2 separate regions of the Homo sapiens genome follow, and region 2 is linked to region 1. Evidence: chromatin loops called from intact Hi-C (ENCODE). Cell type or tissue: natural killer cell. All regions are shown on one strand.

What was found. A loop is a pair of places that touch in the nucleus more often than their neighbours do. Peaks named below come from ENCODE experiments on the same cell type or tissue, not always from the same donor. Only the 100,000 strongest peaks of a DNase experiment are listed, where the experiment ranks them.
Region 2: it touches region 1 in a loop (8-fold over the local background); 7 of 110 quality-filtered maps call a loop at or near these places.

What each region holds. Positions count from the first base shown.
Region 1 is chr3:4,347,638-4,355,637 of GRCh38, reverse strand. It overlaps a transcript of SUMF1 not described here. Among named protein-coding and RNA genes, the nearest start is that of SETMAR, 48 kb to the right of the region's middle. In natural killer cell, CTCF peaks have their summits at 4,460 and 4,660 (motif pointing left); DNase peaks (open chromatin) are centred at 3,917, 4,177 and 4,627; H3K4me3 peaks cover 949 bases; H3K27ac peaks cover 1,127 bases.
Region 2 is chr3:4,514,209-4,522,208 of GRCh38, reverse strand. It overlaps ITPR1 (inositol 1,4,5-trisphosphate receptor type 1), which reads right to left. Exons shown (of 62, transcript NM_001378452.1): 3 at 5,626-5,733; 4 at 1,115-1,185. The coding sequence starts at 5,717. Among named protein-coding and RNA genes, the nearest start is that of ITPR1, 25 kb to the right of the region's middle. RefSeq lists an enhancer at 7,569-8,000. In natural killer cell, a CTCF peak has its summit at 3,068; a DNase peak (open chromatin) is centred at 3,068; H3K27ac peaks cover 1,567 bases.

The DNA.
Region 1 (8,000 bases):
GCTAGAAGCTGTGAATGAACACTTAGGGGAAAAGTGAAACCACTAACAGACTATCAGAAGAGCAGAGATAAGGCTTTCCTTGTCAGGTGGCACTGATAAAAGGTTCACCTACATTTACTTTGGTGCCTGTGGTGAAGAGCCATTGGTTGCATTTTCAAAGTCCACAATTTTTCTCTGCTCTACACCTTTGCCAAATAAGATTTTATTTATTTACCTTTAAATGACATGGGAAGGATGTCGTTTTAATCTCTTCAATCACTGTCTTTTATTTTTATTTTTCTGAGACAGAATCTTCCTCTGTCATCCAGGCCCGAGGGCAGTGGTGCAATCATGGCTCACTACAGCCTCTACCTCCTAGGCTCAGGTGATCCCCCCCACCTCAGCCTTCTGAGTATCTGGGACTACAGGCACATGCCACCATGCCCAGCTAGTTTTTTTTATTTTTTATTTTGTAGAGATGGAGTTTTTCCATGTTGCCTAGGCTGGTCTTGAACTCCAGGGCTCAAGCAATCCACTTGCCTCAGCATCCCAAAATGCTGGGATTACAGGCGTGAGCCACTGTGTCCGGCGTCACTGTCTTTAAAAGGCAGTTTAGCATCGTGGGTAGAGAGCCTTGGGATAAGATTGTCTGGGATCATATCCCTGCACCACCACATACGTAACTGTGCCACTGTAAGGCAAGCAATGTCCTCTAAGGTAAAATGGGAATAATAATACCTACCTTGTGGGGTTGTGGGGAGATATGAGAAAATGCAAAAATAAAGTGCTTAGCACAAAGTACTTGGATAAGTGCTTCCCAGATACTGGGATAAGTGCTTCCTAGGTACTTGTTCCTGTTATAAATATGACTATTAGAAGCAAAGGAGCAGGAAGGTACTACCAGATGGTCCTGGGCAGCCATGGAGTTACAGCCACAGAGAAGAGGACAAAATGGGCTAAGAGTAAGAAAGAACAAAGAGACTGCATAGAAAAGCTTAACCTTGACCCCCATATCAAACATTAAAAAAGAAAAAAGCTGGCATGATTAATCCCCAAACTTGTGTTAGTACTTGAATTTGGAAATACCTGATCCTGCGCGGTCGGTCTGTCCCACGAAGTTCTCACGGAAGGGGAAAGTGAGACCTGGTTATCGCTACCTATATTGTGAAACTCTGGGTATTTTCTTCTTGAATCCACCTCACAAAGAACCTCTAGCAGGTTTAATACCAATGGAAAAGTCATTTGTGGACATAACAATAATTAAAAAGAAGGAAAAACGAAAAGGGAGGATAGTCTGTTGGCCCATACTGTGTTGATCTGCCTGTTCAAGGTTTTCTGTGGTGTCTTCAGTGCTAATTTGCATTTCAGTTTTAGAGAATAGTTGTTTGGGTAGTTCTGCCTCATTGTTTACATTCTTACTTCTTATTTAATCCTTCTTTGATATTACTGGTTCAGGATTTTAATTCTAACTACATAAATTACCAGACTTAAAAATCAAGATGGGGGCTGGGCAGGGTGGCTTATGCCAGTAATCCTAGCACTTTGGGAGGCCAAGGCAGGAGGATCACTTGAGGCCAGGAGTTCATGATCAGCCTAGGCAACATAGTGAGACCCCATCTCTACAAAAAATAGAAAAATTAGCTGGGCATGGTAGCATAGTCCTATAGTCCTAGCAACTCAGGAGTAAGACTGAGGTGGCAGGATTGCTTGACCTCAGGAGTTTGCTATGATCACACTGCTGCACTCCAGCCTGGGTGACAGAGCCATACCCTGTCCCTAAAAATCATAAAAATGAAAATAAACAAATGAAAATCAATATGATGTCCAAGTAGAAGGGTTCAGGATGTGGCAGACAGAACTCACTACAACCTGTTGTAGGAGGTTTTATCTAGCTCAGCAGTTCTCCAAGTGTGGTCTGGAGACCCCAGAGACCTCCAGCCCCCTTTCAGGGGGCCTGTGAGTCAAACTGATTTTCATAATAATATTAAGATGTTGTTTGTTTTTTAAATTATCTAAGAGTATACAGTAGAGTTTTCTAGAGACTGTATGATATGTAGCCTGAGGGCTCACAGAATATGAGCTTGTATATTTTTATGTTAAAAAATTAGGCCGGGCGCAGTGACTCACGCCTGTAATCCCGGCACTTTGGGAGGCCGAGGTGGGCGGATCACGAGGTCAGGAGATCGAGACCATCCTGGCTAACACGGTGAAACCCCGTCTCTACTAAAAATACAAAAAATTAGCCGGGCGTGGTGGCGGGTGCCTGTAGTCCCAGCTACTCGGGAGGCTGAGGCAGGAGAATGGTGTGAACCTGGGAGGCGGAGTTTGCAGTGAGCGGAGATCACGCCACTGTACTCCAGCCTGGGCGACAGAGTGAGATTCCGTCTCAAAAAAATTCCTAATCTTAATTTTTTCTTAAAATGTAAAGATGAGGGTCTCACTATGTTGCCCAAGCTGGTCTTAAGCTCCCGGCCTCAAGCCATCCTCCTGCCTCCAGCTCTTGAAGTTCTGGGATACAGGTGTAAGCCACCATACTTGGGTCAATCTTTTAATATGTTCAATGTCTGTAGATATATTGCACATTACAGAAATTCTGTGGGGTCCTCAATGATTTCTAGGAGTGTAAAGGGATCCTGAAACCAAAAAACCTGAGAGCTGTTCATCTAGGAGAAGAGCAAGGTCTGACAGTGACTGAATCTGTCTTGGGAGAAAATGACAGCCTTTCTCCATCTCTTCTAAGGACGGTCAAAAAGAATTGGGTTTAAATGACCTCAAGAGCAAGTTAAATTAACTGTTCAGAAGCACTTCCTTCCTGTTTGTTTTGGGAGACCTCTTAAATGTAGAGGTGAATTTGCTTCCCTGGCCCCTTCACAGACAGATGGCCCTGCCATGGGGTTGTCACCCTTTTTTTTTTTTTTTTTTTTTTTACACGCAGCAATAATGGACCTACATCCTTTGGAACATAATTCTATGCATGGACTACCCTCAACAATCCTGTAGTTGGAATCACTTTGTATAAAATGTCTCCCAAAAAGGGCTTTGCAAGTATTCGGTGCAAGTCATGGAAGATTCCCTGACTATTGCAGCCTCCACTCAAGGTGACATTGTGGTGGGACCCTGCCATGTCCCCAGCCATCTTTCCCCAGATGGTGGCTGTATTATAAAGCCATTGAGGAAGGTGAAAGTGTTACTTTCTGAAACAGCTCACTTTCTCCTGGTAGACTGTGTTCATTGTGCGGTAAATTGTGGTTGTTCTATGTCTTCTCTTGTCTTGGCTGGTTTGCTTTCCAGGGCCAGGCACTGTACTGGAGGCTTTGTGTACATGACCTAATTTAATTTGCAGAGTAGTTTTTGGGGGGGAACTGGTTATTTTTGGTTAATATTCCCAATGTGCACTTAGAAAACTAGGACTCAAGATGCCCCAGGTGACACGGTTGAGTGAGGCAGAACCAGGACTCACGCCATTTTTGTGACTTCCGTTCTCTCTACTGTATCATTGAGTCCATTGTTTTATTGTGAGTTTGGGGTGGGGAGTGGTGGACTGAAGACGGGAGATTACTGGGGCAAGGGATAGCTTGCAGGAGTAAAAAGGCAAAGAGTGAGGAGGTGGAATGGATTAGTGGTTAAGAACATGGGCTCTGGAGCCAGACTGTCTGGGCTTAAATTCTTCTCCTACCACTTACTAGATTTGTGACTTTGGACAAGTTACTAAATCTATTTCTTCTTCAGATTTTGAAAATTATGTGCAAGTACTTCTAGAAAAGGTACAATCAAGGCAGGAGGGTTAAAGCAGTCAGTATAGAGGGATCTGAGTGTAAACCTTTGACCTGCTTTAAATCCACTCCAAACTTGAAGGGTTGATGCTTAGTCACACTGCAGAAATTATTCTCAATGTGGTAATGAAGTGGCCGAGGCTACGACTACACATTTTTGAAAGACGTGTTTCCATCACACCTCCCTCCCCACCCATGTGTCACTTCTTTTTTAAAATGATGATGTTACCCTAAAGAAATGGACTTTTTTTTAGGGGCGGCGTGGAAGAAGGCTTGGGTGCATGGAACACATTCATCCACTGGAAAACATGATCAAAAGGTGCATTATCAGCTCATTCGTTCCAGGCACAAATACATAAAAAGAATGTGGCTGATAAAGACGACTGAGATCAGTGTGTGAAGAATGAAAGGAAAAGTGTGCTGCGTCATCCTCATGAAATAGCGGTCTGAAAAAGTATATGAGAGGACTTCCTTGATAAGATTAAATCCCCTGCTCTTTGTAAAACGAGGCTAAAGTTTCTTACTTGCTTCTCCTAACTCTGTGGCTGGGCTCAAAAATGGGTATTGTTTCGTTAAGACTCAGTTTCAGGGCAGCTTCCAACTCAACATTTGCTTCTGTTCCAGAACATTTGTAAAAATTTGATTCAGAGCAGGGAGGGTGGGGAGACCTCACTAATATGGGAAACATATTCACATTTGTAATTTTATATTTATTAATAAAACTATTTGCTTCAGGACATATTAGGCAAGCCAAAGGCTGAATCACATTGATGATTGCCTGTGAGCTTTTACCTTTGAACAATCTCTTGTGGAGCCAACCCTTGTACCTCCGTCTGTGGGTATGGTTTTCCGTGGAGTGGTAGCTCAAAGTGGTTTTATGTGTGATGTTCTCCCTCTAGTGGCCAGTTTGGGTTTGTTGTATTGGTTTGATTTTTTTTTTTCTTTTTTTGTTGTACAAATGATCTCTAGAGTTGGCAAACCTTTTATTTAGGGGTAGTGTGGATTTGGGAAGGCTAGGAGGTATGAGCAAAAAGGGAGGGGGTGCAAAATTTTATTCCATAGGTGAAACAGTTATTCTAAAGTGTTTGTTCCAATTGCTAGCTTTTTAAAGAGGAGGAAGAGAAGGAGATAGAGAATGTGACCTGCAGAGGTGAAGAGAGCTCTGGAATAATTTGTCATCTTTTTACTGTAATCATTTTCTGAACTTCTACTGCTTTAATTAAGAATTATCTCATTTTTAACTATTTATCAAGTTTCTTTGAAAATTTATTATTTTTTAGTTATCAGAGCTTTAATATACCTAGGTAAAATTAGAAACTCAAAGCATAAATAAAATTTGTATAGAAGCTCCTCATTCTGTGAGTTTCTGGTCTTCTCCCATATCCATGCCAATAGGTGACTACTATCAACAGTCTATCTTTCCAGACTTTTAAAAACGTATTTACAAACATTTATACTACATGTATATATGGATATATATTGAATATATATACACACAATTATACACACACAATTATACACACACAATTATACACACACACACACACACACACGCATATACACACACAGAAAGTGGTGGCTCAAGCCTGTAATCCCAGAACTTTGGGAGGCCAAGGTGGGCAGATCACGAGGTCAGGAGTTTGAAAACACCCTGAACAACATGGTGATTTTATATACTAAAAAATGGTGATTTTTTAATACTAAAAAAAATACAAAAATTAGCCTGGCGTGGTGGTGCATGCCTGTAATCCCAGCTACTCGGGAGGCTGAGGCAGGAGAATTGCTCAAACACGGAAGGCAGAGGTTGCAGTGACCCAAGATCGTGCCACTGCGCTCCAGCCTGGGCGACAGAGCGAGACTCCATCTCAGAAAAAAAAAAAAAAGAAAATAATACGTAATATATACAACTTATTTTTTTTATTTCTTCTAAAAAAAAAAACCGGATGCATGTACAGAACGTGCAGGTTTGTTACATAGGAATACATGTGCCGTGTTGGTTTGCTGCGCCTATTGACCCATCCTCCAACTTCCTTCCCTTCACCTCCTACCCCGCAACTGGCCCTGGTGTGTGTTGTTCCCCTCTCTGTGTGGATGTGTTCTCAATGTTCAACTCTCACTTGTGAGTGAGAACATGTGGTGTTTGTTTTTCTGTTCCTATGTTAGTTTGCTGAGGATAATGGCTTCCAGCTTCATCCATGTCCCTGCAAAGGGCATGATCTCATTCCTTTTTATGACTGCATAGTATTCCATGGTGTATATGTACCACATTTTCTTTATCCAGTCTACCATTGATGGGCATTTGGGTTGGTTCCATGTCTTTGCTATCGTAAATAGTGCTGCAAGGAGCATACATGTGCGTGTGTCTTTATAGTAGAATGATTTATATTCCTTTGGGTATATATCCAGGAATGGTATTGCTGAGTCAAATGGTATTTCTGGTTCTAGATCCTTGGGGAATCACCATACTGTCTTCCACAATGTTTGAACTAATTTACATTCCCACCAACAATGTAAACACGTTCCTACTTCTCCACAGCCTCACTAGCCTCTATTGTTTCTTGATTTTTTAATAATCGCCATTCTGACTGGCGTGAAATGGTATCTCATTGTATTTCTCTGATGATCAGTGATGTTGAGCTTTTTTTCATATGTCCATTGGCTGCATAAATGTCTTGAGAAGTGTTTGTTCATATCCTTCACCCACTCTTTGATAAGGTTGTTTGTTTTTTTCTTGTAAATATGTTTAAATTCCTTGTAAATTCTAGATATTAGACCTTTGTCAGATGGGTAGATTGCAAAAATTGTCTCCTGTTCTGTAGATTGCTTGTTCACTCTGATGACAGTTTCATTTGCTGTGCAGAAGATCTTTAGTTTAATTAGATTCCATTTGTCAATTTTGGCTTTTGTTGCAATTTCTTTTCACATTTTTGTCATGAAGTCTTTCCCCATGCCTATGTCCTTAATGGTATTGCCTAGGTTTTCTTCTAGGGTTTTGTTTGTTTGTTTGTTTGAGACGGCGCTTCGCTCTTGTTGCCCAGGCTGGAGTGCAATGGCGTGATCTTGGCTCACCGCAACCTCTGCCTTCTGGGTTCAAGTGATTCTCCAGCCTCAGCCTCCCGAGTAGCTGGGATTACAGGCATGTGCCACCACACCTGGCTAATTTTTTTTTTTTTTTGTATTTTTAGTAGAGACAGCATTTCTGCATGTTGGTCAGGCTGGCCTCAAACTCCTGATCTCAGGTGGTCAACCCGCCTCAGCCTCCTAAAGTGTTGGGATTACAGGCTTGAGCCACTGTGCCTGGCCTCTTCTGAGGTTTTTATGGTTTTGGGTTTTACATTTAAGTCTTTAATCCATCTTGAGTTAATGTTTGTACAAGGTGTAAGGAAGGGGTCCACTTTCAGTTTTCTGCATATGGCTAGCCAGTTTTCCCAACACCATTTATTAAATAGGGAATCCTTTCCCTATTGCTTGTTTTTGTCAGATTTGTGAAAGATCAGATGGTTGTAGATGTGTGGTATTGCTTCCGAGGTCTCTGTTCTGCTCCATTGGTCTATATGTCTGTTTTGGTACCAGTACCATGCTGTTTTGGTTACTGTAGCCTTGTAGTATAGTTTGAAGTCAGGTAGTGTGATGCCTCCAGCTTTGTTCTTTTCGCTCAGAATTGTCTTGGCTATCCAGGCTCTTTTTTGGTTCCATATGAAATTTAAAATAGTTTTTTCTAATTCTGTGAAGAATGTCAACAGTAGTTTGATGGGAATAGCATTGAATCTATAAATTACTTTGGGCACTATGGCCATTTTCATGGTATTGATTCTTCCCATCCATGAGGATGGAATGTTTTTCCATTTGTTTGTGTCCTCTCTTATTTCCTTGAGCAGTGCTTTGTAGTTGGAGAGGTCCTTCACATCTCTTGTTAGCTGTATTCCTAGGTATTTTAATCTCTTTGTAGCAATTGTGAATGGGAGTTCATTCATGATTTGGCTCTCTGTTAGCCTGTTGTTGGTGTAAACGAATGCTTGTGATTTTTGCACGTTGACTTTTGTACCCTGAGACTTTGCTGAAGTTTCTTATCAGTTCAAGAAGTTTTGGGGCTGAGATGATGCAGTTTTCTAAACGTGAAATCATGTCACCTGCAAACAGAGACAATCTGACTTCCTCTCTTCCTATTGAATACCCTTTATTTCTTTCTCTTGCCTGATTGCCATGGCCAGAACTTCCAATACAATGTTGAATAAGAGTGGTGAGAGA
Region 2 (8,000 bases), 170 kb before region 1:
CTTAATTGATAAATAATTTAATTAATAAATAGATGTTAGGGCTCTATAGTTGATCCCTAAGCTCTACAATGGAGCCCCAAGCATCTATTTAATTTAAAAACTTCCTCAGATGATTCTAACATGTGCCTAGAGCTGAGGACCACTAACCACAACAACAAAAAAGAAAAACAAATGTTTATCATCTAAGATACCAAGTGTATTTCAAAGACCTCCTACAATAAACTAAGCTACCTTTGGAGAAAGATACCAAATTCAGGAGGCCTAAAGAAAAAACTAATTTGGGTAGAAAAGCTGCCCTGCCTATGTCTTGTTTTTGTTTTTGTTTTTGTTTTTGTTTTTGAGACAGGGTCTCACTTTGTCGCCCAGGCTGGAGTACAGTGGTGCGATCTCGGTTCACAGTAGCCTGGAACTCCCAGGCTCAGGTGATCCTCCCAACCTCAGCCTCCTGAGTAGCTGGGACTACAGGTGCATGCTACCACACCCAGCTAATTTCTGTATTTTCAGTAGAGACAGTGTTTCACCATGTTGCCCAGGCTGGTCTAGAATTCCCAGACTCGTCTAGAATTCCCAGGCTCTAGCAATCTCCACACCCTGGCCTCCCAAAGTGCTGAGATTACAAGCATGCGCCACTGTGCCCAGCCTGCCTATGTCTTTTAACTCAAAAAACAAGTGCAATAATTAAGAACGTTTCATTCCAGTGAGACATTCAGTGAGGTATCATTAGATACCTCTTAAAGAAGGTATCTAAGAATATCAGCATCCCCAAACGGACAGTGAGATCTGCTGAAATAATGAATGTTCCCTGTGACTGGATCCATAAATACTATTTGTTTGAAGAAATACCTGTACAAATGTAAGACTTTAAACCGAATTAGCACTTGTCAACACATATTCAATAGACAAATTAAGGACCCAGTAAAAGCCAACCCAATCTTGATACTAAATTTATGTATGCATTTTTCAAGTTGTAAAGCTTAGAACTCAAATCATACTCTGAAAAAAATACATAATAAATAAGCCTATTTTGCTTATAAACACACACACACACCAACAACACACTTCAAGAATTTTCAAGTGAGTCAAGGTGACTACTCCAGGAAAGCCACCACCTTACCTCTGAATTTCTTAGGTGGATTGTTAAGGTCCCCGGTTTCTGGCTGTACAACACAACGATCATCAACCAGGCTGTAAAGAAGACAGATAAATGCTCTGTCAAGTGTATGAAAATGAAACTCTTAGCACTATGCAAAAATCAGATATCCCAGGGCTTTTCCTGCGCAACATTTAGATTGCCATATTCTCCTGCCAGGAACTCTTTACACTAGAGGCTTCCTATGCATGGATCTAAACCTAATCCAAAAGCCCAGGGTTCTGTTCTGTGAAGGACACATTAAGGCTACTGTTTTCTGTGGCTCCTTTCCCATAACCATGTCCATGGTAGATCTGAGTATAGCATGCAAGGTGGCTGAAGTCGCGAGACACAGCAAGGGGCTGTTGCATTCAACTAAGGGTAGCTGAGGAGCTGACTTTGTGCCAGGTGAATATGAGCCAGGCCCTTGCTCTTTGGGAGCTCAAGGCTAGTGCAGGAGCCTTAAGAACAAACTGATAAGGAGAATATAATCTAAGGGCTGTAAGAGAAGGAAGAAAAAAAAATACAGCCAGAAGCGAACTGTGCCTGAGGTCATCTGAGAAGCTGCAGACAGAGGAAGTTCTAATGGAACTACTGGAAGATTCGAAATAGATGTTGGAGGCTAGAGGGGAGCGTTTCCAGGTGGAAAGAACCATGAGCACAAACTCATGAAGATATGAAAGGACTGTGGAGCATCAAAAGCAACTAGTGGGGAAAGTACAAAAAATTACAAATAAATAAGCTCACATTACATAAAGACTCAGTATTTAAAGTCCTGACTGCTAAGTCTAACTTGCACAATTCTTTTAGAAGAACCACTTAAAAATATATTTTTGAACAGATGAGGGAACTGAGACTCTGAGAAGTTACACAACTTGTCCAAGCTCCTAAAACTGGTACTGATAGAACTGGCTAATCTTCCAAGTGACCACAGAACTTGCAGTTGTTCCCAGCTAACACACCATGGTTTTCCAGGGTTCCTCCATTCATCTGTGCTGCCTCCTCTCATCCCAAATGCAAGGTACCATTAAATATTCAGCCTTGACCCTTACTGTTCTATTCTCCAAGATTCCCTTTTGCCTCCTCAAGTCCTGCCTGTCTTTCAGGACTCAGGGTAAGAGCCCCACCTTCTCCACAAAGCCCCCCCGACCAAGCTTCTCCTGCGCCAGACACTCTCTGCCTCTCCTTCTCTGTCCTCCCAACCTCACTGACTGAGACTCCAAAGGGGCACCAGGCTACCAGCTCCATGAAGGCCAGAAGATGCCCAAGGCTGGCAGCTCAGTATCTATTTGGTGGGTAAATCAAAGTGTCCATGGTACCCCACCAGCAGTTTGCCTCCTTCAGCTTCATGACACAAGACTTCACTGTATAAACAAGAAGAACAGTGTAGCCAATGGCCTGAGTTCTCATGTAAAAATCAAGAGCAGAATATACATATATAAAACCACCACCTTAAGCTCCTGTAAGTATAGTAATGCCCCCAGAGCTAACATAATGCTTGACAGGGTGGGCTCAGAATCCAAGGTAGGGCTAGGTTAATAAATCATCAAGCCATGGCCAGGCATGGTGGCTCACACCTGTAATCCCAGCACTTTGGGAGGCCGAGACAGGCGGATCACGAGGTCAAGAGATTGAGACCATTCTGGCCAACATGGCAAAATCCTGTCACTACTAGAAATTCAAAAATTAGCTGGGCGTGGTGGCAGGCGCCTGTAGTCCCAGCTACATGGGAGGCTGAGGCAGATGAATTGCTTGAACCCAGGAGGTGGAGGGTGCAGTGAGCCAAGATCGTGCCACTGCACTCCAGCCTGGCGACAGAGTGAGACTCCATCTCAAGAAAAAAAAAAATAAATAAATCATCAAGTTCTCAAATGGGGAGGAAGTGGTAAGAGGAGCCCCAGTCAAGCTCAGATGACAAATGAATTGTAGATGGCACTCTGCCACCTACTAGCGGCATGATCATGACTGTGGCATTTTACCCCTACCGGTCTCAGTTTTTTCATCTGTAAAATGAAAGTTGGTCTCAGGGATTCTTAACGAGGGGGATGTTCATCAGACTTATTGTTTCCAAATATACTGACGCCAGGACTCTGTCAACCCAGCTTACTAAAGCTGTGCTGTAGGATGAGGCCCAAGAATCCTGCCCGTCTTGTTTTTATAAAGAGACAGGGTTCTTGCTATATTGCCCAGGCTGGTCTTAAAAGCTGGTCTTGAGCTCCTGGTCTCAAAGGATCCTCCCATCTCAGCCTCCCAAGTAGCTGGGATTACAGGCGTTAGCTACCGCACCAAGCTGAACCTTTATTTTTAACAAGCTAAAAAGGCAATTCAGAAGCATGCCACTGAGTAGTGTGCACACACACACACTTGCCCTCCAAGATCCTATTGGAGTTCTCAAGTTCAACCAGTAGATGAAGCCATTTGGAGGTAACCACCATCTATATAAATGGGATGGGGCTGGAGTGCTACACAGTGAGTCCCATAACGACTGGCACTCACTCACCGTAGTCCACAACAGGTCCCCCATAAATATTAAAAACAGGAAGGGTTGTCAAACTTTCTTTCCAACCCCATTTTTACACTGCTATCCTCAAATATGTGCAAGCAACTGAGAAAATAAAGTATTCATCTCAAGAAAGTATTAGCAACCCAAAGTTCAAAAAGAAGCCCTCCTCACTTTAAAAGGGCAGGAGGGACTCATCATTAATTTGTTTACAATGTTTGAGGAAAACACTTAAAAAGCACTTCATATGATTTTAAAGAAGAGATGCCCTGGAAGAGAAAGAAGGTACTAAGATCCCGGGGGCTCAGGAGGCACCTGGGTGACTGGGAAATCAAGACCCCCAGGGGAAACATGGGAATAGAGTGGGTTGAGGTTTAACCAGGCATCCAGATAGGGGCTGTGCACAGTCAAGGAGGAGGGAGAGCTGCGGGCAGACAAGGAAGCTGGAAAGAGAGAAGCTGGCCTGCAGAGAGCAACTGCTGGCAGCCCTAGCCTTGGAGTCTGGAATTTTCTGAGCTGTGAAATCTTGGGCAAGTGACTTTGCCTCTCTGAAGCTCAAAAGTTTTGCCTCCACAAACAGCAATGATGACAATGTTCACCATAGACAGTTGTGTGAGGATTAAGGAAGATGTAGGCACAGTATTTAGCATAGTGCCTAGCACACAGCAAATACCCACTGGGCTCATTTAGTGCTTTTCATTTATTACTGTTGCTGTCATTACTGAAAAGAAGAAGAGGGTAAAAGAGTCAACCATAGACGATGAAAACAGGAAGGAGCCAACCATGAAGAAAGGAGGGAGAGTCAGAGGCAGGGCAGAAGGAGGCCTCTTTGCCAAAAGCCACAGAAGATAAATTGTTAAGGGTAGGTCCATAATGGAGAGAGGTCAAATGTAGAAAGTCACTGGATCTGGTGATCAGGCAGCCATGGATGACTTCTTTTTCACTGGATGACATTTGAAACAAAATCTCTCTACAGTGGGAGCACAAGTCTAATTGAGCTATAATTCTGTATCTATAATAATTTGCTCCCTGAGTGTGGAGTAACCTGCATGAGAGCCTAGGAATACTCATTCTGCACAAATACCAGGAAACAAGCATGCTTTAAATAATAGCTATAATTGAAAGGAAGGTCTGGCTGCTGTAAAAATGAGGTTCTTGGAGAAGCTGCTGGTCTTCCTTCCCCCAATTTATTTGAGTCCAGCTCTTGCCAAATTCAACAATGCCGCCCCGGGGCCTCACTACTCCTTTCTACACAAAGACAATATAGACCATTCGTAACTATTTTGGAGTTAACCATCTTGATTCTCCATTCTGCCTCTGTCTGCCTTTGGGACTATTTCACCTCTCATTTCCTCTTCTAGACAATAGGCGTAGGAGGAGACGGGAGAAGATAATCAAATGAGTACATTATGAAATATATTTATACCCTTAAAAGTTGTATAAAGATTGGGAAAAAAGCACAAAAGAGCAAAAATCTGATTTATAGAACTTTATGCAATTTATAATTTTCAAATGCATACAGCAATGTAAAATAGGAAATGTCTGCTTCAAAGAAAAGAGATAGGCAGCCCAGGAGGTTTGGTCTTTGCTTATATTATAAAGGAGTCACTATCTGAAAAGAAGAGCCTTTACAAAACTAAAAAGCACTTCTTTGGGCTCTGCAAATATTCATCTTTACACTTTATTCCATTTAAACTGTATTCCATAGTGGAATAAAGGCACTCTCCCTTTTATATAGAAAGGAAAAGCAAATTTTAATAAACTCAGAATAGTGTCCTAAATAATGAGGTTTTGCTCTTTCAGAAATATACAGAAAATTGTGTTTTTGTATAAGAGGTTAAACTTGGCTAACATGAGATTTGGTGTTTGTGATTTCAACCGCACTTAGAAAGCCAAGTAAAACGGTGACGTTCTTATGTTAGAAAAATCACAGTTTTAAGCTGATGTTATGATGTCTTAAACAAACCGTGCCACACAAGAAATTGCATGCTCTTACCCCAAGGTGCTAATAAATCCATTTGTCGATCCCTCCGCGTACAGAGAACAAATGTCTCCAATATGTAGGAAGCTAGACATTTTGTCAGACATGTCTTTCTTGAAAATCCTAGACAAAGTAAAATATGCAGCATTGTTAGAAGAAAAGAAATGTTCAGAAGGGGAAAAAAGTCACTAAGAGTTGGCTTAGCTCAATTTTCCAAAGCGCCTTACTTAAAAGTCAAATTTAAATAACAGTTTGACAGGCAGGCGATTCAATGAGCCAAGTAAGGACATATGCAACAACACTTTTTCCCCGTATATTATCTAATTTCAGGATATTCCAACCACAGTAACATTTGTTTCTAACAAAACCATGCCTGAATCAGATTCTACAAGTTGAGGACCCTTGATAATAAAAACTGCAGTGAATAGAAAGCCTGCAGGGAACTCAGCCAAGAACGTGGCAGTGACTAGGGAGTTACCTGGAAAGTCTGACTTATGAAACATTAACATATTCAATTTGCTTCAGGGAATGTTAAGTCAGAAGGAAACACCTGGTATAAAAACCTGCTTCTGGCAAGGCCACAGTGCCTGGGCTAAGGTACCAAAGCAACAAAATGACATTAATAAAAAGAAACCTGCCAATAAATACCACAAATTTCCAGCAGCCTTTTAGGCCTTTTCAGAATTCCACAACTGTACGCATGTCACCCAAATGCTACTTAAATGTCTTGCCTTCTCATCCTTCACCAAGAAACACTTCCAGAGGATGAAAACCCTTTAGACAGTACCTGGCCCAGATCCTTCAGTATTTGGGTAAGAATAATAAGGTTCCCTGCCCAGGAACACGCAGCTAGTTAGAGGCAGTCTTAGAAAAAGCTCTTAAGTCTCAGGAAATCTCTACATAGCTCAGAAATCATTAAACACACATACACACACATAAATATCAACAAAAATATTGATGTGACTCCTAGAAACAGCTTTCATCAGGGCCATAAATATTGAGGAGTGGGAACCAATTGTAAAAAGCTAAATTGACAATTAAAAAACAAACTCAGTTATGTGGGAAGACTGTGTGCTGGTGTGGACTGCAGCTAATAGCCCAGTGTTTCCTCAGGCATCTGCTGTGGAGATGCCCAGGGCAACCCAGGTTTTCCCAAAACCCCTCCTCCAAACCCAGACCCCTTTACACCCCTTTCCCCATCAATTTACTCGACTTCCCCTTCCAGAAGCCATTTACCCCACACAGTTACAAGAGTTGTAACAGTGTGGAACGGTATTGTGTCTCCTTCAATTGCTTCCTGGGTGCCAAGTTTTCTTTCAGGAAGAATTATGCAGCAATGATCAGCATGACACCTCAGGAAGCAACCTACCACCTTAGCAGGAATGTCAGTTACTGAAAGCAAACTTATGTTAAAGAACCTCAGTTCACTGCTTATGAGAAGCTGCAGGGAAAAGCTGATTTGTCATCCCCTTCCCTCCCCTCCAACAACCCAGACATTGCAGGAGAGATAAAGAGCATTTCATTAAACATGAACTTATTTATAGAGGGAGACAGCAACTGAGAACACAGAATAAACTCTCAAACAAAAGAGCCAGCATCTCTAGACCTTGAGGGAAGATACACAAATAATGTACAGAAGGACGGTTTGCCAAGTACCACTCTAGAATCATGTCAGTCATTGTTTAATTCTTCGTAACTACATATTTTATATTTAAAGGCAAACCAATGTTTTAAACAGCATCCAGAAAGGCGGCACAAATGGAAAACATCAAGGGGGATTAATATTTCCCTTCTGCGCTTATATTATAAAGCTTTATCTTAAAGGGTCAGGAAGTCAGCATACTTCTAAGACCAATTATTAGAAGACAATTTGTTTGAATTTTGAACCAGACCAAATTTATGTCTGTACACCCTGGCATCCCGAAAGGACACCAGGGAATTTCCAAATGCAGAAGAGCAGGTATGTGCTCCGCAAGAGGACTAGGGCCTTGTCCAGTGTGACTAAGGCTCTCCTTTCAGGATCACCCTTCAGATAAGCATTCAGCCCTAGTGGAGACTAGGCCAGAAAATGCCTGCTGTTTTGTGAACCATCACCGCCACCTGGATACCTTACTGAAAGATTCCAGGCCCTTAATGGGAAGAAGCAGACAATTCAGTGTCCTCGAGTGACAAAGCATGATGTACCCCATGTTGCTTGCAGCTGATCATTGCAATAGATGTCTGGACATTGCATTCCTACAGCACGGTTCTGCATTATTTTCTTTTCTGATAATAATAGCTGGCATTTATCAAGGATTTCTCATGCCCACCATTGTGCTGAGTGCTTTACAAATGTTCTCTTAGTGAATCCTCATGACCACAGCAGGAGGTAGGAACTACCATTATTGCCA